4 separate regions of the Mus musculus genome follow, and all the other regions are linked to region 2. Evidence: chromatin contacts called from ENCODE POLR2A ChIA-PET data. All regions are on one chromosome and are shown on one strand. Each heading gives the region's core, a stretch centred on a gene start or an enhancer-like site at or near the end of the contact. The rest is flanking DNA. Distances are from core to core; before and after follow the strand shown.

Region 1 (5,575 bases), core at 2,255-4,754, 240 kb before region 2:
CTCCGCCTTTGACAACCCCGATTACTGGCATAGCAGGCTTTTCCCTAAGGCTAACGCCCAGAGAATTTGACCTCGGTTCCTTGAGACTCTTGGGGAACATTTGATGGCAGCTAGTGCCTCTTTGAGGGTAACCCTTCCTCACCCCTTTCTCTGAGGTCCCACCTCCATTTCTCCAAGAATGCCATCTAGTTCTTGGAGATTTGTCAACATATCGTCACAAACTTTTTGCGGTACATAGCCGGCTGTGCACTCTCTTCTCTTCCCAAGCCTAGGAAAGAGAAGTTTCCCTGTGTCTCTCCCTTCCTGATCCCGTTCCTCAGGGAGACTCCCTGGAGATATGAAGGATTACTCTCCAGACCCTTTCTCTCAGGCTCTTACTCATTGGGATTAGACTCTTAAACTTTGCCTTTCTTCCCCAATCAGACTCTAAAGAAGGGGAGATGAAAGAGAAGAGAAAAAGTAAGACTTTTGTTTATGAGACTTTTAATCCCAGAGGAAGATTGAGAAGCTCAAAGCTTTGAGGAGTGAAGTTAGGAGTAGGTACCAGTGACTACGAACTGAACATGCACTGTGAGCCAGGCATCCTCATACTGAACCCCACCTACATTGTCTCAGTTATAATCTTTCCAGTTTTGTGAGGTAGAACTGATCCTGTTTCACCAATATGGAATCTGAGTGTTCCAAGATAGCCAACAGGTCCCGGAATCTTTGAATAGTACTGAATCCTGTAGGGTTTTTTTTTTCTTTTAATATTTTTAATATTTTTTTAATATTCAGTAAACAAAACTGAATTCTGTGATTAGTGACTTTTCCATCTTAACTAAGAACTTATTGTTCTTTTTAGTTTGAGGTGACACAGCAGAGGTTGTACTGATTTTTCTATTTTTCTAATTTAATGGATTTGTTATTATAGACATTACAACCCCCCCCCCCGTGAAGTCAAGAATTTCCACCTTTTCTCAAACAAAAAACCATTTCTTTGACACATTTGAATTAATAGCAGGACTTGCCCTTTGGGCCCATTCTTAGGTAAGATGAGGGTCTTTGAGCACAAGTACTATGAGATCTGTCAGTCAATCTAATAACCAGGCAGGTAATTAAGTGGCTCAAGAGCAAATAGGTTATTCAGTGCGGGTGTACCAGGCAGAGATGATTCATCTACCAAGTGGAACAGGAGAGGCCGGCTGTGATTTCATCGTGCTATTCAGAATGGGTACTATGTAAACTGTAAGGATTATTTATTTCAGGAACTTGTCACTCAGCATGTTTCAGATGACAGTTGACCACAGGTTACTAAAACTGTGGACAGCAAAACCTCAGAAAATGGGGAATTGAGCCTTGAAGAAGCAAAGCCACAGGTCCAGGATTCAAAATCCTCCCAATTCCCATGCCTGTGATTTAACTATAAAGTGTATGTGTGTGTGTGTAAAGCCGGGCCTGGCGACTGGCCTGCAACTGTGTAGCCCAGGATGGCCTTCAACTCCACACACAGCAATCCCATCTTCACCTCTCAAAGGCTGTGGCTACATGTGTGAGCTTCCAGACTCCGTTTGTTGGTGCACTGAATCAAGCAAATGCAGCCAGCCACGTTTTCCTCCAGCACCCAGGCCTCTCATCTCAGGAAGGAGTGGAGATGACACAGGACAAGTAACTAGACATTTTTGTGTAAGCTGCAGGCCATTTACGTTGCAGATACACACTCATTACAAGCCAATTCGCAAAGGTTCCAAGACTCCTATTTTGGGAGCTGTTCTCAACCAGTAGTGATAAACTTCTGGTGGGATAGAAAGAGGATCCATCTTCAAACCTCAAGTCTTCCTGGATGGGAACTGGGGGGAATGTCTTCTTGTACCATTAAAGTTTTTTTGTTTTGTTTTTATACGTGTCTAAATAAAAATGTCAGAGTTTTTTTGTTTGTTTTTGTGGATTCCTGTCAAGTGGAAAGTACACATGACCATCCCTTTTCTTTGCTTCTTAACAATGGGTGGCTTTCTCTGCTTCTGACATTCTGTCACAAGTAATGTAACCAATCTTGATTTGTTCTAAGATTTTAATTATGGGTATGTGAGAGAGTGGGAGTTTGGGAATGGTGTTATGTGCACGTGAGTGCAATGCCCACAGAGGCCAACTACACAGTGCTAAGAGTTACAGGTGACTGTAATGTTCTGGGAACTCCCTTCCCTCTGCAAGGATACCAGGTTATACCAACCAGGTTATTTCTCCAGACCCTGTTTGCATTCTAGTCTTTTTCTTTTGTTTGTTTTTTCGAGACAGGGTTTCTCTGTGTAGCCCTGGCTGTCCTGGAACTCACTCTGTAGACCGGGCTGGCCTCGAACTCAGAAATCCGACTACTTCTGCCTCTCAAATGCTGGGATTAAAGGCGTGCACCACCAGTGCCCGGCTTTGCATTTCTAGTCCTTTCTACTAAAGGGTTTTTTACTGGGGATCCCTACAAAGGAACAAAAGTGTAAACAATTAGGAACAAAACCCTAACCCCCTGATTGTTGGGAGAAAATGAAAAAGCTCAAGCAAGCCTTGGGTTGTTTTTATTTTTTCCTACACAGGTTGGGTACTGAAAACTTGAAATGATGCAGAACTTTTTTTTTTTTGTTCGAGACAGGGTTTCTCCATATAGCCCTGGCTGTCCTGGAACTCACTCTGTAGACCAGGCTGGCCTCCAACTCAGAAATCTGCCTGCCTTTGCGTGCGCCACCTCATCCCGGCGATTCAGAACTCTTAAGAGTGACCAAATCCCTCATAAACGTTTCCCTTAGATGGCCCCCATCAAAAACCACGGCTGGAACAATAGTGCTATTTTATTCTAGTCTAGTAGGAAGTCTGGCCTTTTTCTATTAGCAGGCCATGGTACATGTATAATCACCCAGACTGTCCAGTTAGTGCTCGCTTCCAGCACCCTAGGACTTCCACCTCCGCTCAGCCCCTCCCAGAGGTTATCCCAGCACTGGAGGATTTGACCAGCCAGGCCGGTCGCGCCGGCCGACAGGGGAATCCAAGGCTACGCGCACGGGACAACCGCCCAAAACGTACACACACACCCACTGACCCTAGTCCTATGGCTCCAGGCTCCACCCTGTTCCACCCTGCCCAGCGGCCTCTCAACCCTTTTCTCCCTGTAGCTCCACCCCTCCCCGCTTGGCCCGCCCCTCGCTGTTACGAGCTCAGGGTCGGCGTGAATGAGAGGTTTTTCCCGGAGAGACCACGCTTTCCCTCAAGCTCCCCAACGGCTCCGCCTTCCCGCCGGGGCCAGACTCTTCCCAGCGTGCCCGGCGATTCCGGCGTGCGCAGACTTGGGAAGGCAAGTCCTCCCAGGGCCTGGCGGACGGGCGCGAGGAGCAGGCTGGGAATTGTAGTTCTAGAGCCCGCGAGGGCGGCTGGGAACTGGCCGACAGCAGGACTCATTGTCCCAGTGTGCCCTGCGCCTCAGCCCGCGCGCTCGCAGCTTCTCGCTCTCTCTGCCCGCCCTCCCGCTCCCTTGCTTGCTCGCGCTTTCCTCGCGGATCGAAGAGACTCTAGCTACAGCCTGTGGCTGGGAAGGGAGACGGAGGCCGCAGCTCAGGGAAAGTGAAGCTGCAGTAGTAGCAGTAGGAAGATGTCGGGCGAAGACGAGCAGCAGGAGCAAACTATCGCCGAGGACCTGGTCGTGACCAAGTATAAGATGGGGGGCGACATCGCCAACCGTGAGTGCGGCCTCGGGGGTCTTGGAGTCGAGGCTGAGAGGGAGAGGTTTGGGGCTCTCTCCGGAGGGCTGTGGCGTCTGGGTCTTGCCGAGTGAGCCACCGAGGGGCGCGTGCCGACTGCCGGGGGCGACGTGGTGGGGAGATCTGGTGTCGCCCTGGGGACTGAGCAGCCATGCCTGGGCTGGAGAGTGGAGGTGCGGGCCGGCGACCGCGAGGAGTACAGAGAGGGGCCCAGGCATGCTCCGACCCTGGGCGGTTGGTAAGGAGGCAAGGCGCGTCGTCTTCTGCCCATACCCTTCGGTCTGTCCGGATCTATGCTCCCGACTGGCAGCAGTGAGGCCACCTCGAAAAGGAAGCGGCCAGCTGTTGGCGACGGAAGCGCCCCTCTGCCAGTCGCGGCTCTTGACCCGCGGGAGCTGAGCCGGCACGTGTTGCCAGGTCCCTGTGTGCGGATCGATGGCTCCCCACTTCCTCTCCTACCGTGCTTCCCCACCACGTGCTTTGCTAAAGTCTTTACTTCAGGTCTTCTTAGTGGGGACCCCCTTCGCCCCTTGACCTAGCTCGAGGGGCCGTTGGAAGACACTTCTGGAGCTTCTAAAACAACCTGGCTTTCCTGTATGACCACTGCTCCGGTTTTTGAAGGCGGCCTTTAATATTTGTTCCTAGAGCCTCTACAGTGTTTTGAGGTTCTGCTTAGACAGCTGGGCAAGCCTGTCTATAATACTGAAAAGAAGTGGAGAGAGACACGGATTTTAGGATTATAAGCATTTCTTAAATGATCTTTACTCTCCTAACAGTTGTCTGCCACTTGGACAGATAACTTTACTGTTTTCTCTTTCCAGTTCTTTCCCTCCCTTACCCCCTTATTTTTGGGGCTTTCTGTGTAGCTTTGGCTGTCCTGGTACTCCCTTAGACCAGGCTGGCCTGAGAGATCCGCCCACCTCAGCGTTCCAGAGTGCTGGGATTAAAGGTGTGTGTAACCATGCCCGGCTCTTTAACATTTTAAAAATTAAAATTCACTTGATAAAAACTGTCTTAGACTTGGCAGTGGTGGCTCACGCCTTTAATCCCAGCACTTGGGGAGCAGAGGCAGGCGGATTTCTGAGTTTCAGAGAAACCCTGTCTTGAGGAAAAAAAAAAAACTGCCTTAGGCCTTTAGAATGGACTTGACAAAATACTTGGAAGAAGGTATTTAGGGTGTCTTTGGTTACATCTTAGTTCCTCTGGAATCCAGAGAATAAAACACATAAGAAATCATCAAACCTAGAATTCCCATGATCATAAAGACATACACAAAATGATAACCTTATTTGGGGTGATGTTTTAGTATTTGCTGTTGGTTTGAATCAGACAGAATCTCCAACCCCACAGGCAACTTCAGATAATAGTTTTGAAACTGGTTACATGTGATCTTGATATACTGGAAGTAAAGTTTTAGCCCTCTGAATCTTTAAGACCTTAGGTTAATTCCCCTGGGCTTATATACTTAGACATGGGGAAATACAGCCACATAAATTATGATTACTACTTTGTGTCTGGGGAGGGACGGAGGTAACATTTAACAATGCTTCAACTTTGACTCAGCAGTTCTCTACCTCCCCATTGTCCCCGACGCCTATAAATGTCTTTTGGTCTGTTTGTGTGTGTGGAGTGGGTTGCCACAGCATCTTTGGGATGTGTGAGGCCTAAGGCCTAAGTGTCAAATCATGGAGAGGAGAGAAGCTGGTGCTGACCTTATTTTTGGAAGGGAAGGTAGGAAGTAGAGCAGGGTGTGGTGGGCTCACCTTCAGTGCCAGCACATGTGTGGGGAGACAGAGGCAGGCAGGTCTACGCTGAATTCTAGGACAGTCAGGGGTATTTCTCAAAAACAAAAACGC
Region 2 (5,664 bases), core at 485-2,984:
GTGGTTATAACTTTCCAGGCTCTTCCAGATAGGCAGAACCCAACTGCTCTGCTGTTTGTGTACTAGGATTACAGGCATGCAAATACCATAAGTGGCTTAGAGCCCAGTCCTTCTGATACACAATCAATGTTCTGGCTCCTTGGTTGTTTGTTTGTTTGGTTGGTTTTTTGAGATAGGGTTTCTCTCTATAACAGCCTTGGCTGTCCTGGAACTCTCTTTGTAGACCAGGCTGGCCTCAAATTCAAGATCAGCCTGCCTCTGCTGGGATTAATGATATGTACCATCACACCAGGCTGTTTCTTTTCTTTTCGAAGACAGTACCTAATTCTATGGGGTAGACCAGAACTAGAACTCAGAAAGATCCTTCTGGTCCCGCCTCTGAGGGTTGAGATCATTATCATTACAGGTCGAATGACTTCCTGCTTTCTTCTCTTCGAACAAGTTCATACTCTAAGCCCGAGTGAGCTACTTTATTTGAGGGATAGTAAATTACCTCCACAACTGACTGGCTGCCATCTGGATTGATTCGGAAGGATCCCATCTGAATGGTCTTCTTGGGGTCCACGCGGGCAATTTCCCACTCTAATTCATCCACCAGAGCCCTGCAAGCTGGTGTCAGGGAAGAGAACAGGGAGTGGGGATGGTGAGGGGAATGAGGGTTTTTCTATCCATCCTTGTTCCAAGCTTTGGATCTCATGACTCCCACGGGTCATCTTCCTCCCACTTCTCCACTGGTCTTCGTGCTTTTACCTCCACAGTGTAGATCTTGGCTCCTTCGAGCCCAGGCAGTTCCCAGCAGGACCCCCAAAAGTAGGGCTAGCCAACCCCAGCCTTTCATCTTTAGTGTAACAGGGTCGCTCCACCTGGATTTGTATGAAAATGAAACACAGGTGTGAGGAGAGCGATCCATTTCCCCCATGACCGTCACCCCTCATTCCAAGGCCTTCAGAGGCCTTGGTGTGATTCGGATTGTTTTCCAGGAAAAAACCTCGTTACAAACACCCGAGGGACCGGAGTTCGGGATGGGGGAATAGGGAGTGAGAGCTCGGGACTGGGACTCAGATCCAGAAACTATGTCCTCCACAGGTGAGGGCCTGGGTTTTGATACTTTGAGGACACTGAGGACTCACAGAGCTATGCAGTAGCTTTGAGATGGAGGTTATCGATTACGTGAGAATGACGGGCAGAAAGGAGCTGCCAGCAAGGAACCAGTCAGGCCATGAAGCCAGCGAGCACACTCCATAACCAGGGCCTATGTGGACCTAGCACCAAGGGTTCCGGAATCCCCATCTCTAGAATGTAAGTAGCTCCCGTGCAGACAGACCAGCCCCTTTTGTAAGGACTCCGCCATCGCTTTGCTCGGGTCCATTCCCAACCTCAGTGCGCCCACAGCCTCTGACGCTCGCATCTGTCCCACCTCTGCTCCCACGGCCGCCGCCGTGGCCCAGGCTCTGGAAAGCAGCCGGACTCTCACTTTGTTTTCTGTGGGTCCCAACCCTAGCAGCTGGCTGGGAAAAACGGGGCTGTCCCGGCTTCTCCAGAGCGCTCCGGCTCCCGCCAGGTTCAGGGTGGCCAGTGACCGCCTGGCCCAGCTTCCCGCACTTAACTAGGCACCTAAGCGGAGATCTGAGGGTCCCGTGCGAGCCCCCCACCGAAACTGACCCTAAGCCCGCCCCTCCAAACTCTCGCGCGAGCAGGCAGCTTTAGGAGCGCCTCCGAGGCAGCGAGGACCCCTTGGAAGACTTGAGGACCCAGACTTGCGTGGCGAATTGGTTCACGTGACCAACCAAAGAACAAAGGTAGCCTAGCTTACAGTGAGGACCGAGCGCATGGGGTGCCTGGGGAAATTGCATCAGTCCAGGTGGGCTAGGACTTGCAAACAGATGCAATTAGTAGTGGGAGAGAAGCCTAGGTTTCAATGCACAAAGATTTCATGATACAGCAAACTACATTTCCCAGGAAGCACTGCAGTACCACTCTGCCAGTAGCTACAGGTCTTTTTCTTTCTTAAAAAAAAAACAAACAAACAAACAAAAAAACTAGTTTTTAAAACAACTTCCTTCTTGTACCAAATTAATAAATGATCGTCATTAGGTATGTATTGGGTAATATCATTTTTGGTATTATCTGCCTTTTCAGGCAGGTTCTTGGAGATTTCTCTTAATTTATCCTCTGAGGATGGGGGTGTGGGTTATATTACGGTCAATATTCTTCTTAGCTCTCACGCTGTGAATAGAGCAATTCCTCTCTGAATTTTCGGCACACCGCAGGTACTGTCATGAGTGAAGCAGTGTCTTGCTATGTAGCCCAGGATGCCTTGAACTCAACTCCCCATCGCAGGCTGGTTGGGGACTGTGGTTCTCAACTGCTCCGCTGTTAGGATAACAGGTTGACACCACGCCTTAAGGTCTTGAGATAAACTGGGATTTGTGATCGCTTTATGTATTTAGGGTGCTAGGCAACTACAGCAAAGACCGAACACCGTCCAGGGGAAGAACAATTATGTTCCTCCTGGTGCCCGGCATGGTGGCGCATGCCTTTAATCCCAGCACTTGAGAGGCAGAGGCAGGCGGATTTCTGAGTTCTCGAGGCCAGCCTAGTCTACAAAGTGAGTTCCAGGACAGCCAGGGCTACAGAGAAACCCTGTCTCAAAAAACAAACCAAAAACCAACCAAACAAACAAAAAAACAAAAAAACTATGTTCCTCCTGGATCCATTCATTCTGGGACTCAGAATCTTCATTTCTAGGTGTGGATCTGAAAACACAGTTTTCATTTTCTCATTGTTTGGTGAAGTCAAATCAAAGAAAGAAAGAAGCCAAAGAATCCCACACTAGCGGTTTTCTAATGAGATAAAAATACTTTTATTTTATAAAACATGCTGTTTTAAGCAAAATTTTTAAAAAATAAAACAAAACTCGAGATAGAATGTATGGAAGACAGATACTTCTCAGCTGTGGTCAGGAATGAAGCCAGTAGCTCAGCTTCCTGCACACCGGTTTGATTGGCCCATTGAGACTCTACAAGCTGGTCCACCCAGCCACCGTCTCTCAAGCAGCTAGATGCTGGAGCTGCCTGGGTCTCTGTACCCTGTGACTGTCCAGGACTTCAGTTCTCTAGCAGACTGGGAACTGAGAGTTCTGGTTCTAGAGCTCTTTTGTACAGATATCAGTTGCCCAGGATATTTATTACGAACACCAATCACTCCACCTGGGTCACTTTAGGCTTTGTTTCTGGCCCACTGTTTTGCAGAGGATAAAGGGGGAATCTGGCAGCTAGAACCTTTGCAACAATTTTGCTGCTTTCCAGTTCTATTAATAGCACCATCTGTAGACCCTGAGCAGATCCAGTTCTGGAAGTGGACAGGGTAAAGCCGACTTGAGAAGCCACCTCTCAGTTCTGGGGACAGCACTGAAAGGGAAGGCAGCTCACAGTGCCAGCACTGAGAAGACAGCTGCATCTGTTAGGAGACAGAATCACGGAGACCAGGGTGAGCAGAGGAGGCACCAGGACACTCACTATACAGAAAGAGCATGAGGGAAGTAGGGCAAGGCATGGACATTTCCCTGAGCAAGCGGCTACACCAGTGTCTCTCTCACTGACTATTGGAAACACTGAGTGATGTGTGAACTGTCAGACACTTCAGGAGCAGGTAGGGGTATTATAATCTGAGGTGGTGGTATACAAGCTCGACATATGCCAGCAACACCTACCCAGCCCAGTTTCCCTCGCCTCAGCCCAGCCTTACTCTTGGGACTTGTCTGGCTTTCAGGCTCAGGCACCTTCCAGTCCATCTTTCGGCCCTTCTCATAGAGACCCTTGAGCACCTTGTGGAAGGACTCGGGCTCGGTGCCGTTCTTGCTCAGCTCCAGATACTTCCGGTAGAGTTGAAGGGCTGTGCGGGCATCCTCAATGCTGTCATGGGTCTCACCTTGAATCTTCAGGTCTGGGGTACACCGATACTTAAGGAACTCACAAAGGCGGCAGGCACCCCATCTCTATCCTGGCACCCACAACACTCCCACGCAGTCTCCTAGAAACATCTTTTCTTATTTTATGTTTACTGACTGTTTTGCCTGCGTGGTCTATGTATGGGTGTGCATGGTGACCATGAAGGTCAAAAGATGGTGTCAGATTGCCTGAACTGAGGTTACACACGGTTGTGAGCGGTTGTGAGCTATCATGTTAAGCACTGGGGCTTGATCCTGGGCCCTCTGCAAGAGCAGTGGTAGGTGCTCTAAGCCAACTCGTCAGACCCAGAAAACGTCTTCTTAAATTAGTGATAGATCTAACTAAAACCATTAGCTGAAAAAAATGGTAATTCTAACTTGAGAAATAACTATTCTTTATTCTAAAATGATTCCTGTTTTGTTGTTCTTGTAGATTTTTTGTTTGTTTGAAGACAGGGTTTCTTTGTGTAGCCCTGGCTGTCCTGGAACTGAGACTGTAGACCAGACTGGCCTCGAATTCAGACATCCACCTGCCTCTGCCTCCTGAGAGATTGTTGTAGCTTTTTGCTATCGTTGTTAAGACAGTATCTCCTCTACTGCCCAGACTGGCTTCAAACTTACAGACCTGAAAGTGTCGCCTCCTGGTGCTTTCTACTCTCCTTTTTAAAAGCAAAAATGGCCTTTTGTAGCCCAGGCTGGCCTTGAACTCATTATGTACTGAGACTAACCTTAAAGTTCTGTTTCTTCTGTGTCTCCTGAGTTGTGACTCTAGGCAGGCCTGCCGCCTGTGTCCACTTCCATGTGGTGCTGAGCTCTCAACAAGGACTCTACCAGCTGAGCTGTATCCCCTGCCCCTGATGTTTTCTTTTAAGATTTATTTGTTTGTTTTATGTGAGTAAAACACTGTCTCTCTCTTCAGACGCACCAGAAGAGGGCATGGGATCCCATTACAGATGGTTGTGAGCCACCATGTGGTTGCTGGGAATTGAACTCAGGACCTCTGGAAGAGCAGCCAGTGCTCAACATAACTAGTTACAGGGCAGCCAGAGCTACTTAGTGAGACACTGTGTCAAAACAAAAACAAAAACAAAACCCCAAACAAGAAACAAGCAAGCACCTCTGAGCCATCTACCCTGTCTCCACCCTGAATGTTTTCTGCTTGTAATCAGTTCTTACTGTAGGGCGCACAAGGTAGAGCAACTCACCTAGAAAATACCAGGCCAGGAATCGTAGGGAAATCATTCGTTTTCGGGGCATGTGGAACAGGTAGACTGTGTCAAGAACTTGGTCCTTGGGCACCTAGCAGGGACCAGAAGAAAAGAAGCCTTGAGACAGATGATCCAGAACCTCCCATTCTCTGAATTCAGATATATGCCCTGAGTAGTCAGCCAGAAGAGTAACTCCGAGGTCAGCAAGGTGGCTCAGCAGGTAAAGGCATTTGCCACCAAGCCTGACAACCTTACTTCAGTTCCCAGGACCCACGAGATGGAAGGAGAGAGTTGACGTGCACAAGCTGATCTTTGACCTCTACACGTGTAACTCAGTACTTGCAGGAGGAGGTGTGTATGAGCGCACACACACCAAATAAACTTAATTTTGTTTTTTAAAGTATGGTGAGTGAATGAAGATGGTCGGAGCAAGTTGGGTTGGAAGAAGGCTGTATATTAGAGGGAGGGGGGTGCTAGGGATGGTAATATACACCTTCAGTTCTAACA
Region 3 (5,519 bases), core at 48-2,547, 180 kb before region 2:
TTTCTCTCCTACCTCATGTTGTATTGGGGCGGGGGGGAGGGTTAGAAGGGAGAGAATAGTATAAGAACTCTCAATAAAATAGATAAAAAAGACAAAAGTCAACAGCCAAGCCTATGCAGAGAAACCTTGTCTCAAAATAAAAATAAAACAAACACAAAATCTAGTTGTATAGGGTGAACCCACAATTATTCAAGTTTCTGAAGTGATACACTGCTGTGTGATTATCACCACTTCTTTCCTTTCAGGGCTACGAGGGTAGAGCGCTTGCCTGGCATGCAGAAAGCTCTGGGTTAGACCCCAAGAACCTTAGAACACAGAGTAACAGGGAGGCAGGGCAGGCTAGCCAGTGCAGCAGCAGACTGAGGCCATTGAAAAACGTAAACAAAAAAGTCACACCGGACCACATATCTATTAAGATAAAACACAGCCAGGCATGGTGGCACATACCTTTAATCCCAGCACTCGGGAGGCAGAGGCAGGTGGATTTCTGAGTTCGAGGCCAGCCTGGTCTACAAAGTGAGTTCCAGGACAGCCATGGCTATACAGAGAAACCCTGTCTCAAAAAACCAAAAAAACAAAAAACAAAACAAACAAACAAACAAACAAACCAGGGGGGGTGGGAATCCTTTTTAATGGTGATGGAGACTGAACCCAGAACCTGAACGGTTGTAGACAATTGTTCTGCCAGCCAGCTCTAACTTCAGCCCTTATTCACTGTTGTTTTGAGTCTCACTGTATAGCCCAGGCTCGTTTGTCCCCCCCCCCCCCTCACCCCCCGACTTGGGATTACATTTGTGTTATCACCAAGACTGCTTTCTTGTTCTTGCTTTCTAGTTTAAGACAAGCTCTCAGGCGTCCCTTCCCTTTCTGCTCTGAAACTGGATCTTATGTAGCTCAGGCTGGCCCGAAGTCCCTACGTCCCAAAGACATCTGATTCTTCCTGTCTCCACCTCCTGAGTGCTGGGACCCAGAGCTTTGTGCAACCAACTGTGCTACATCCCTTGCACCCGTACAGACCTTTTTACTCAAGCTTTTTCCAGCCGGGGAATGTCCGTTTCAGGGTACAAAATTGGCTTGTGCCTCATTCTTCCTATGGCGCCGCTGGGAGTCTTCTACCCTGAGCTATTTCTGGTCCACTTGCTTGCACAAGCTCTAGTATGAGGCGCGCCGCCAGAGTTATTTATTCGTCTGTTTCGGGACGGTGGGCCGGTTCCCTCTCTGCACTCAGACATTTGCTAAACTCCAGGGAGAAAGTGCAAATACTCAGGCTGGGCAATGGTGTCGGAAAGGTAAAGAAGGACTGCAGAGCCCAGCGTTGCATTTGTTGGGTATCTCGGGGGGGGGAGACCGCGGTGCATTGGCGGCCTCAGCAGACGCCTCCACAAGGAGGAGAGTGGAAGCAGATGGCCAGGCTAAATTGTAAATCTTAACATCTACTTCAGTCAGTCTTTCGACCACTATCAAATGTGAAATAAATAAATAAATAAATAAATAAATAAATAAATAAATAAATAAAACGCAAAACTCTGCCAAGTTACACCATTCCGCAGCTAACAGCCTGAGGAAGCCCCCGCTGCCGCCCCGCCCACCGCCCGGCCCCTCCCACCGCCCGGGCCGGCCCCGCCCCTAGCCTTGCGGGCGTCTGTGGGTCTGCAGCCGCAGGGTCATGGGTGGGGACAGCTCAGGCCCTTTCAATTCCGGAACCGGCGCACGCCTCAGGACCTGAGTCACCAACTGTCACCAGGGGCCGGAAGTCACCACCAACTCTCACGGCTGGGAAAAGGTTTCCTGTGAGCCTGCGGGTGCTCGCGGACTACGACTCCCAGCATGCTCTGCGGCAGCCGCACTTAACCCTTCAGGGACAGGAGCTGCCCTGAGTCCCGCCCCCCACCTGCCCCTTCCTCGGACCCGGCAAGGTGAGTTTTGAGGGGCTGGGAGGGTCTTTTTCCTCTCTAGGGCTTAGGAGTGAGTGAAAGTGAGGGAAACGGGCGTTTTGTTTAGGAAGGATTCTTTATTTTCCAAAAATGGGACAATTTGCAGTAAAAAGATTCTGACGCCCTTTTGCAAATGGGAGACCCACTGCTACTCTGCGAACTCCAGGGCCTAAGTGGAATGACCAGTCTCTCAGAATGCCATGTAATTCTTCTTTATCCAAGAACAGAGTAGCCAGAACCTCCTAGCTCCCAAACATCATCTTTTCCCTTCATCAGCGCTTCCAGCAAGGTTTGTGACTCAAAGCTCAGCTAAGGTTTTTGATGTGATCCTGACCAATGGTGTGTCCGTGTGGATACCTATGAACTCCTTTGGAGGTCCTGTAACCTTTTGGGTTATTAGGGGGCTCTTTGTCTCCCAGGGCCCCCTCCATGTGTGTGTGTGTGTGTGTGTTCCCTCCATGCTCACTAGGCATTATAGCCTTTTGTTTGATTTGAATAACATTGTCTTGTTGAAAAATGTTCCTTCTTTGGAATTATGTGTGACAGATGTTAAGCCTTGCCTACACTGGAACCCCTAAACCAACATTAGGTATAGAAGTCAGTGGGTAATAACACGCTCGAGTTACTGTGCATAGTTTAAGGTTGGGGGTAGGTGGGGGCCCAGGGATTACAAGTTCTAAGGATACGGGAAAAGACAGAAGGGAGTGCAAAGGCCTCCTCTCACCTTTTACTGTTTCCAGAACAGATTTTAAAACTTCCCACCTGATACCAGCCCCCCACCCCTCTACCCCGACTCCACCCCAAGCCCTTGCTTTGCTTGGGCTTTCCCACGGTCTAAAACTAATGCAAGTTTTTGTTTGTTTTTCTACTTTAGTTTTCTTCTTTCTCCCCTTAGCTCCTATCTCAGAATCACTGGCAAACATCCTATCTTCACCCTGGAGGTTAACAATCCCTATTCTGACAGGTCTCGTGTTTCTTCTCTGTACCCTTAAAGAAAACATTCTATTCAGCTGTAGGAGAGTGGTATCAGAGGGAAGAAAACTTTGGGGGCAGGAGTCCTGAACCATAGGAGGCCAGGGGAGTGAGGGCAGACAGGCATAAGTCTCTTCCCCCTCACCCTTGCCAACTGGCTCCCTGTCCCTGCTGCTGCCCCCGCCCCTTGACATCCCAGACTCCCTGCCTATTTAAACAGAGATGGGTGCCCCCATCAGCACATTGTTCTTTGGCCACCTGACATCATGCCTCCCAAGAAGGATGCTCCCGTGAAGAAACCAGCAGGGCCCTCCATCTCTAAGCCTGCTGCCAAGTCTACACCAGGGACCCCTCTAGCCAAGGCCAAGGCTGAGCCGGCTGCCCCCCAGGCACCTGCAAAATCCCAGGAGCCCCCTGTTGATCTCTCCAAAGTGGTGGTGAGTCCTGGGGAAGTGTGAATCTGGAAGGGATAGTTCAGAGATGCGGTGCAGCCTTGGGTATCCGGGAATATGTGGAAAGGATAGGGAATGAATGAACGCTGGAATGAGGTTGGGGCTCCCAGGTCAGGCCAGTTTCCGAAGTGAAGGGAGAGGGGTGCTGTCTGCCTCTGGCTCTTCTGTTCAACTCAGAAGGCTACATCTCTGAACCCCAGGAGGGGAGACTGAAGAGGGCAGGCTTGTTAGACAATCACAGCTGGGGGCAGGGGTAAATTTAGCCTTTGTTCAGCCCCCAGTTATGTGAGGGATGCAGGACTCGGGGTAGCAGGAGGGAAGGGAACAGGTGGCATGGGATTAACCCTGTTCCCAAGAAACCCTCCCCCTGTAATTCCTCTTGGGATTCTCCCAAGGCCCAGAGCTGGGGACAGGACTGAAGTGGCCCGGCTCCCCGCCTTCATCCCTTTGGGTCCCTCCCCAGAAGTGGCTGCCAGTTGGTTGTGATAGAGAGGGACTGAATAAGCCCTGTCATCTCCTCACCTGCCCTTTTTGTCCCCTACAGATCGAGTTTAACAAGGACCAGCTGGAGGGTGAGGAGAAGCCCATTTCCTAAGCCCCATTGTCAAACCCCAAACTCCTGGTCAGATTCTCTGTTCTAACGACAGTCCTGACCTTGAAACCTCCCACACTTGTCCTGTTCTCCTCCCTCCCATGCCTGGCTCTAGCACATGAATTTCTGAAGCAAACCTCCCTCTCTCTGTTGGTGATGGGGATCCTTGGTCACACTGCCTTCTCCTTACATCTCAGAATTCAGAGAGGCCTTTGAGCTGTTTGACCGAGTAGGTGATGGCAAGATCCTGTACAGCCAGTGTGGGGACCTGATGAGGGCCCTGGGCCAGAACCCTACCAACGCCGAGGTGCTCAAGGTCCTGGGGAACCCCAAAAACGAGGGTGAGAGGAGCCTTGAGTTTTGTGGGGGTTTCTGTTTTCTTCTTGGTGTTGAACGTTGAATACAGGGTTCTGCCTGGGCCATTGAGCTACATTTCTAGCCAGCAACTTTCTCTTCTTCCTCTTTTTCTTCTCTCTCTCTCTCTCTTTCTTTCAAGATAGGATTTCAGTATCCCAGCCAAGAATGACCTTACATTCTGATTCTCCTATCTCCACCTCTTGCTACTGCCCACTAGAGTGGTGGGATTACTCCAGTTTATGTAGTGCTGGGTTGAATCCAGGGCCTCAGGCAAGCCAGGCAAGCCCTTATTACAGAGGTACTGTTTTTTTTTACTTTTTGAGACAGGTGCTCACCAAATTACTCAGGTTGGCCAGGGACCTACAGTTCTATCCCAGCAGCCCCAATCCCCAGTTTTCTTTTTCTTTTTAAATTTTAATTATTATTATTGTTGTTTAGATAGTGTTGTTACTACCACCACTACTACTACTATTACTACTACATAGGGTGTCTCTATATAGCCCTGCTTAGCCTGGAACTCATTGTATAGACCAGGTTGGCCTCAGACTCAAGAGGGACTTCCCCTGCCTCTGAATGCTGGGACTGAAGGTGTGTGGGCTTAGTGGTTCTCTCTTTCTGTTTTGAGTGTGTCCAGCCACTGGGCTACATCCCTGCCTTTCCTTTTTTTTTTTTTTTCCTTTCTGTTGAGACAGTCTTAAGTTGTTCTGGCTGGCTTTGAACTTGCCTGGTAGCTGTAGTTACAAAACTGCACCACCAGGCCTGGCAACAGTTTCAATTTTCAATGACAGAATATTGGTAAGGTGACAGAGGACGCTAGGATGGACCTCAGGACTCAAAAAACGTCAAACACAGGGAAGAGAAACATCCTGAATGCTGAAAGGGATGAAAGTCACAATAGTAGGGTTGGATGGCACTGGATCCCACACCTCAGTTGATCTCTCTCATCTCTATCTAATTGCACTGGATCCCACACCTCAGTTGATCTCTCTCATCTCTATCTAATTGCCAGAGCTGAAGTCCCGACGTGTAGACTTTGAGACGTTCCTGCCCATGCTGCAGGCAGTGGCCAAGAACCGGGACCAAGGCACATATGAGGACTACCTAGAGGGGCTTCGTGTGTTTGACAAAGAGGGCAACGGCAAGGTCATGGGTGCAGAGCTCAGACATGTTCTTACCACTCTCGGTGAGGCAGGGCCCAGAGCTGTGGGGTGG
Region 4 (5,431 bases), core at 1,133-3,632, 230 kb after region 2:
AAAAAGTGTGGCCGGGTGTGGTGGCGCACGCCTTTAAATCCCAGCACTTGGGAGGGGAAGGCAGGTGGATTTCTGAGTTCCAGGACAGCCAGGACTATACAGAAAAACCCTGTCTCAAAAAACAAACAAACAAAAATGTGTAACCCCACCACCACCAAGAAAAAAAAAAAAAGCTTAGGTTGGAACTGGCACCTAAGGGCAGGAGAGGGAAGAGACAGATTTAGAGGAAAGCTGGTATCTTTCTGTCCTCTCCTTTTTCCAGGGCAGATGACTCTTCCTACTTCCCACCCGGGGCTAACCAGTTTGAGACAGGGCACGCAGAGGAGGAGCCTGCGCCAGTCAGACGTCCGTGACCACGCCCCTTCGCTTCATCACCACACACCCACACACACCCACCGCTGGCTCCGGAAGAGCCGGTTACTCCTGTGCCCCACTGTTCCCACCCCTTCCGAGCCCCAGGCCTAGTAACCTCGGCTACTTTTAGGCCCAAACCCTGCCCTGAGCCAGTAAAGAAAGAGGTAAGATAGAAGACCACCAGATATTAGAAGAGGAAAAACAGGGCATAATACGTTTTTTCATCTGGTACAGAAGGGCTCCTATCGCTTTATCCCACCTAGGCTGCGATCTTCCCTACTCTCTGAAGGATAAAGGTGGGCAGGGAATACGCCCCAAAGCTTTTTACTTTTTGCCGGGTGCCTTAACATACAACACTTGTGACCTGCCCCCCACCCCCATGCCAAATCTGAACGCAAAAAAGCGGACTTGATCCCATGTGTCCCCAAACATTTGTCAATCCCCATAACAATGTGGCTGGTTAGCCAACAAGCCTCCCTTCAAGAAGCTACTCCAAAGAGAAAGGGGCCAACGGTCATTTTATTAGCAACCTGTGAGAAGAGTGTCTGGGGAACAGACTGAACCTCCCACAAAACAAGCCAGAGGATGATGAGACGTGAAGTGGCGATAAACACCTGCCACCGCCTTCTCACCCTCCAAGTTCCTGCTGTACCTCCCTGTCTCTGGGTCAGCTGTCATTGTGCCAGCCACTCTGGAGCCAGATGGCTGGGGCTATGAGATGGTGGTATGCATCCTAGCTGTACCTTCCCTTTCCTCTTCAAGACACTCCAAGCATCCAACCTTAAGCACTACAGGACACACACACTGCGCCCTTCCCAGCACCTTTAGTTGTGACTCAGAGTAGTATAAGACAAACCCTGACACCCATTCTACTAATTCTGGAGGCAGGGGCACTAGAGAAGGAGCTCGGGGCTCAGCTGGATGGAAAGAGTATTTCCTATTGAAGGTAGGGTAATTATAAAGACCTCCCACTCCATGACTGAACCGATCTTGCCTTAGCCACAGCTCTTGGCCCTGTAGCAATTCCCATTGGTTCCTTTTCGGCACTCAGGTTCGGAGGAGACAATCTCACCGTATTTTGGTAAGGTTAGGTTCTCTCATAATATGCCAAAAAGATTGTAACCCCTCCCCTTCTCCAAGTGGGTCTGCGCCCCTCGGATTTAGTCTCCAAATTCCCCAACGGACAGCTGGGCATATGATAGGCATATAAGACAGTGACATCTCGGGGTTTTTGTTTGTTTTGTTTTCTGGAGTAACCTGAAATAGAGAAGGTTGGGCTTCCTTTGCCTTACCCAGCACCCCCAATCCCTTAGAGACTTAGCCCCAGTCTTGTTCTGCCGCAACAGCCGCTGAAGCGGAGTATCACAAGGTTCCCGCAGCGCCGCTGCCCCCGGCGCCCGGACTAGGGGGAGGGGCCAGCTCCAGCGGGGCCGAGCGCCCTTCCCACCGAGATCAGGGGGCGGTGCTCGGGTCCGACCCCAAACTCGGCAAGAAAAGCTTTAGGTGAGACTTAGCTGAACTTGAAGGGTGAGCGGAGCAGGGCGGACAGCGCCCGTAACGTGCGTCGTACCCCCCGCCCCCCGCACTACCAGGAGAGGGGTTGGGGTGGCGGTTATCTCCCCCCCCCTCCGGGGTTAGGATGGCGTGGGAAAGCGCTAGTTCCAGAGAAGAGGAGGCGAAACCCAGACCGCGGGAGAGCTTTCTGGCGAGGGAGGCGCGGGGGAGGGGAGATCCAGGGCCGGAATAGGAGGGGTTCCCGGGAGAGGATGGCGGAGAGGCGTGAGAAGCCTCCGGATCCCGGGCGCAGAGGACAGGGGAGGAACGGGCGAGGAGGCAGGGCGGGGGAGAGAGCAAGGGCAGCGGGCGCAGGGAAGGTCAGAGCTTGGATCCCAGGGGAGGAAGCGGCTGCGGGGACGCCCTGCCCTGGACCCCGGGCCTGGAGGCGGATGCCGGGCCTCACCTGAAGCAGGGCCGGGCCGGGCGGCGGCGGCGGCGCAGGTGGCCGAGCCGGGCGGCGGCGCCTCCTCCCCCAGCCCGAGGCCGGCGGCGGAGGGGGGGGGGGCGGCGCTTAAAGGGGCAGGAGCCACCCGGGTGAGGACGAGCGCTCAGGGACGGCTGTCGCGAAGGCTCCGCTGGGGGAGGGGACGGCGGGTGGCGTCTCCTAGGGGCCAGAACCAGGAAGGATCCCAGATGCAGGAAAAGACAGAAACTTCTGCGGCGTAGTTGGGGACAGCGGTGGGTCTGAACTGGAGTACTTGAAGAGCTCTTTTTGCCGGCACGGGGCGCCCAGCTAAGACTTATTCACAAAGGAGGCTGGAGAGACAGTGGGAGCCACAAAGATTCAAGGAGGCCTAGGAGAGCAGGAGAGGGAACTCAAGGCCGAGAGCATGTCGGGGTCACGCACAGCGCCCTGCTAGGTAAACAGGCTTCTCCCGGCCCTATCCGTACTACAGCTGTACAAATCTGGAATCAGGAAACCACAGAGGCAAAACGCTCTCTGTCCTGTCAATGGTGGAGGCCATCCGTAACAGGGTCGTGAGGCTGATGCAGGGCTAAGAATCGACTTTATTCATTGCTCGGTTTGGCCCCAGCCACCACCACCACCCTTGCAGCAACCTCTGGGGCAACAGGAAGCAGCTGCTCAGTGCAGCCCCGACCCGGTGGTGGGTTAAAGGGGGGAGGAAGAAACACCGAGAGAAACTAGGGGGAGGGGAAGCATCTCTTACAAGACCAAGACTGAACTAGTAATGAATACAGTAAAATACTACTTGAATCTCTGCACTTAAATTGGAGCGGGGGGTTCTAGGGTGAGGAAGGAAGCCCTAACCTAAGATACAACCCCAGGCTCTTCCTTAGAGCTGGAGCTTGCCAATGCTCAGCAGCTCACCAGCTAAGCCCCGTGTCCCCCCCACAGTCCGTTTCTCTTCCTTCACTCCCCCAAAAGAGCAAAGGTTAGGCCCCACCCCTGCTGAGTCAGCCAGAGAGGGAGCTGGGCATCCCTCAGGCCTTTCCCAGGGGCAGCTATCATACTTACCCATGTCAGGCTGGCAGGACTCAGGATTAGGACCCAGATTCTCACTGTCCTTGGGTCTTGCTTCAATTGAAGGCTACTGTTGGATCCTGTCCAACTATGGGCTGGGAACTCGCAAACCCCAAAAAAGCCAATGTATGCTTCCTGCGAACGACACAGCCTGAACTGCTGTAGGGTGATGTCCCTGTATGACAGACTGGGGTGGGAGGGAGGAGGGAAGGGCGGGGCTTTCATTGGGTGGAGAGAGGGAGGAGGCGAGGACAGGGCCGACCGGAGAAATATGGAGGAAGGTTAGAACTATATTAATACTTTAGGACTGTGGTTGAAGGGGACAGTAAAGGATGAAGGAAACAAAGAGTTACAGCTAGCGAGAGAGAAAGGTTCTCTACAAACCTTAGAGAACACGAACACCGGGATGGAAATGACCTTTAAAATATCAGTTTCCAAGTCTGTACTTGGGTGACAAAGCAGAAAGAGGTGACCTGTGTACTCTTAGGTCTTTATCAGCTTTTTGCCGACTCGAGTCAGGATCTGGAGCTGTCCCCACCCGGTAACAGCATTTCCCCCAACCCAAGCTCCAAGAGCAAACTACCAAGAACAGGCAACTCAGGGGCGCCACCTTCTGTCCTAATCTTGACACAGGAGGGACTGGAGCCAAGGACGTCATAGACAGATGGAAGCTCAAGCCTCTACTCCACCCCAGGAACCTTTCCCAGAGCCCTTTAGGTCACAGAGCTCAGAATTGGGAGTTGAGCTGTCCAGAGCTCTACCCCAAGTGGACAACCTTACAAGGTGAAACTTATAGATGTAGGCTCCTCCCCAGGCCAACTCCAGCTGGTTTGTAAATAGTCATTAGACTATAGAAATACCTCCTTGCAAATAGCCTTAAATAGATTTCAAAATGGTGAGATTGCAGGTCTTGTAGTGTCAAATGCTTCCACAAGAGGCCACTGGCTGGGCTCAAACACGTTGTAAGGCACAAAATACATCCTAGCATAGTGTGTGCTAAGGTACCCATTTTTATGAAGAGGAAGTACTGCTTTTCAAAAGTCCCAGTGGCAACAGTATCAAGATTACTCTTTGTAACATCACCGAAGCCTTAAAACTTTTTCATAAGGGATCTTAAGAGACCATTTTTTTTTTTTGCCCTGAAGACTCAAGCACAAACATGCACAGCTAGGCTTGTTCAAATTTCTGGCAATATATTAAGAATTTTCTGAATGAGTACCTAGACAAGACCCTCAATTGTGACAGATAGTCAGCATTTCCTAAAAACGCAATCCCTGTCTTGAATAAGTTTATCTATTTTCTCCAGGGGAAAAACACTTTAGTGATAGTTGGAGCAAAAACCAAAGCTGAGCCTATTATGAAACACAAGGCCCATAGAATCTCATTAATAAATTGATCTTTTTAATAATAATCCTGTTTCTAACAATTTCCTAAATGTGGCCCACCACTGTGAGCTCAATTATAAGCTGTTTCAGAAGCAACATAAACAGACATAAATGAGGGGTATATACTTTATTGAAAACTTTAAATACTCTTCAGAGAGAACATCACATCTTCAATCAAGGCTCTTGTGTGGCCTGCATGGAAGGAAACCTGAGCTCTCGCTTGATATGGAGAGATCAGTTGCAGTGCTGCCTTTGGCTGGAGTCCCTCACGACCCGTGCTCTTCTGCCAGCTTATCAGCCTTTGCCACGGCTTCTTCAATGGGTCCCACCATGTAGAAGGCTTGTTCTGGGAGATGGTCATATTCACCTACATAGGGGAAAACACAGTAAGAAGCTGAGTTATATCAGCTTCCTGCAGCATGTACACCTCACCACTTGAGCCCACTGTGAAACCTTATCATGCAAGGAAACTTTTCAACTTCCACGTGAAATTTACTTTTGGGGGGTGGGGGTGTGTTCCTGGCTGACCTGGAACTCAAGCCCCTAGATCTATTTAGGAGTCCCAGCACTAAAGGTGTGCACCATATCCACCCCCTTCCAAGTATAATTGTTTTTAAAGTGTAAAGTGTGTAATTTAAGACAAGATGTAGTA

What was found. ChIA-PET counts read pairs that join two places held with the same protein, here RNA polymerase II (POLR2A).
Region 1: POLR2A ChIA-PET joins it to region 2 with 21 read pairs in embryonic stem cell. The contact joins the promoter of Pa2g4 here to the promoter of Cnpy2 in region 2. POLR2A ChIA-PET finds 5 or more read pairs at or near these places in 3 of 5 experiments (Patski and embryonic stem cell).
Region 3: POLR2A ChIA-PET joins it to region 2 with 14 read pairs in embryonic stem cell. The contact joins the promoter of A430046D13Rik here to the promoter of Cnpy2 in region 2. POLR2A ChIA-PET finds 5 or more read pairs at or near these places in 4 of 5 experiments (Patski and embryonic stem cell).
Region 4: POLR2A ChIA-PET joins it to region 2 with 17 read pairs in embryonic stem cell. The contact joins the promoter of Baz2a here to the promoter of Cnpy2 in region 2. POLR2A ChIA-PET finds 5 or more read pairs at or near these places in 4 of 5 experiments (Patski and embryonic stem cell).

The regions. Positions count from the first base shown.
Region 1 is chr10:128,563,863-128,569,437 of GRCm38, reverse strand. It overlaps Pa2g4 (proliferation-associated 2G4), which reads left to right and starts at 3,504. Exons shown (of 12, transcript NM_011119.3): 1 at 3,504-3,698. The coding sequence starts at 3,611. Erbb3 (erb-b2 receptor tyrosine kinase 3) reads left to right here. Exons shown (of 28, transcript NM_010153.2): 28 at 1-1,915. The coding sequence ends at 70.
Region 2 is chr10:128,318,529-128,324,192 of GRCm38, reverse strand. Cnpy2 (canopy FGF signaling regulator 2) reads right to left here and starts at 1,734. Exons shown (of 6, transcript NM_019953.1): 1 at 1,418-1,734; 2 at 751-863; 3 at 494-609. The coding sequence starts at 838. Pan2 (PAN2 poly(A) specific ribonuclease subunit) reads right to left here. Exons shown (of 26, transcript NM_133992.3): 24 at 5,155-5,248; 25 at 3,748-3,945; 26 at 2,835-3,459. The coding sequence ends at 3,428.
Region 3 is chr10:128,495,025-128,500,543 of GRCm38, reverse strand. A430046D13Rik (Riken cDNA A430046D13 gene) reads right to left here and starts at 1,297. Exons shown (of 2, transcript NR_131151.1): 1 at 1,018-1,297. It overlaps Myl6b (myosin, light polypeptide 6B), which reads left to right and starts at 1,859. Exons shown (of 7, transcript NM_172259.1): 1 at 1,859-1,916; 2 at 3,127-3,343; 3 at 3,903-3,930; 4 at 4,148-4,291; 5 at 5,317-5,490. The coding sequence starts at 3,173.
Region 4 is chr10:128,089,734-128,095,164 of GRCm38, reverse strand. Baz2a (bromodomain adjacent to zinc finger domain, 2A) reads right to left here and starts at 2,382. Exons shown (of 30, transcript NM_054078.2): 1 at 2,315-2,382. Atp5b (ATP synthase, H+ transporting mitochondrial F1 complex, beta subunit) reads right to left here. Exons shown (of 10, transcript NM_016774.3): 10 at 4,777-5,146. The coding sequence ends at 5,046.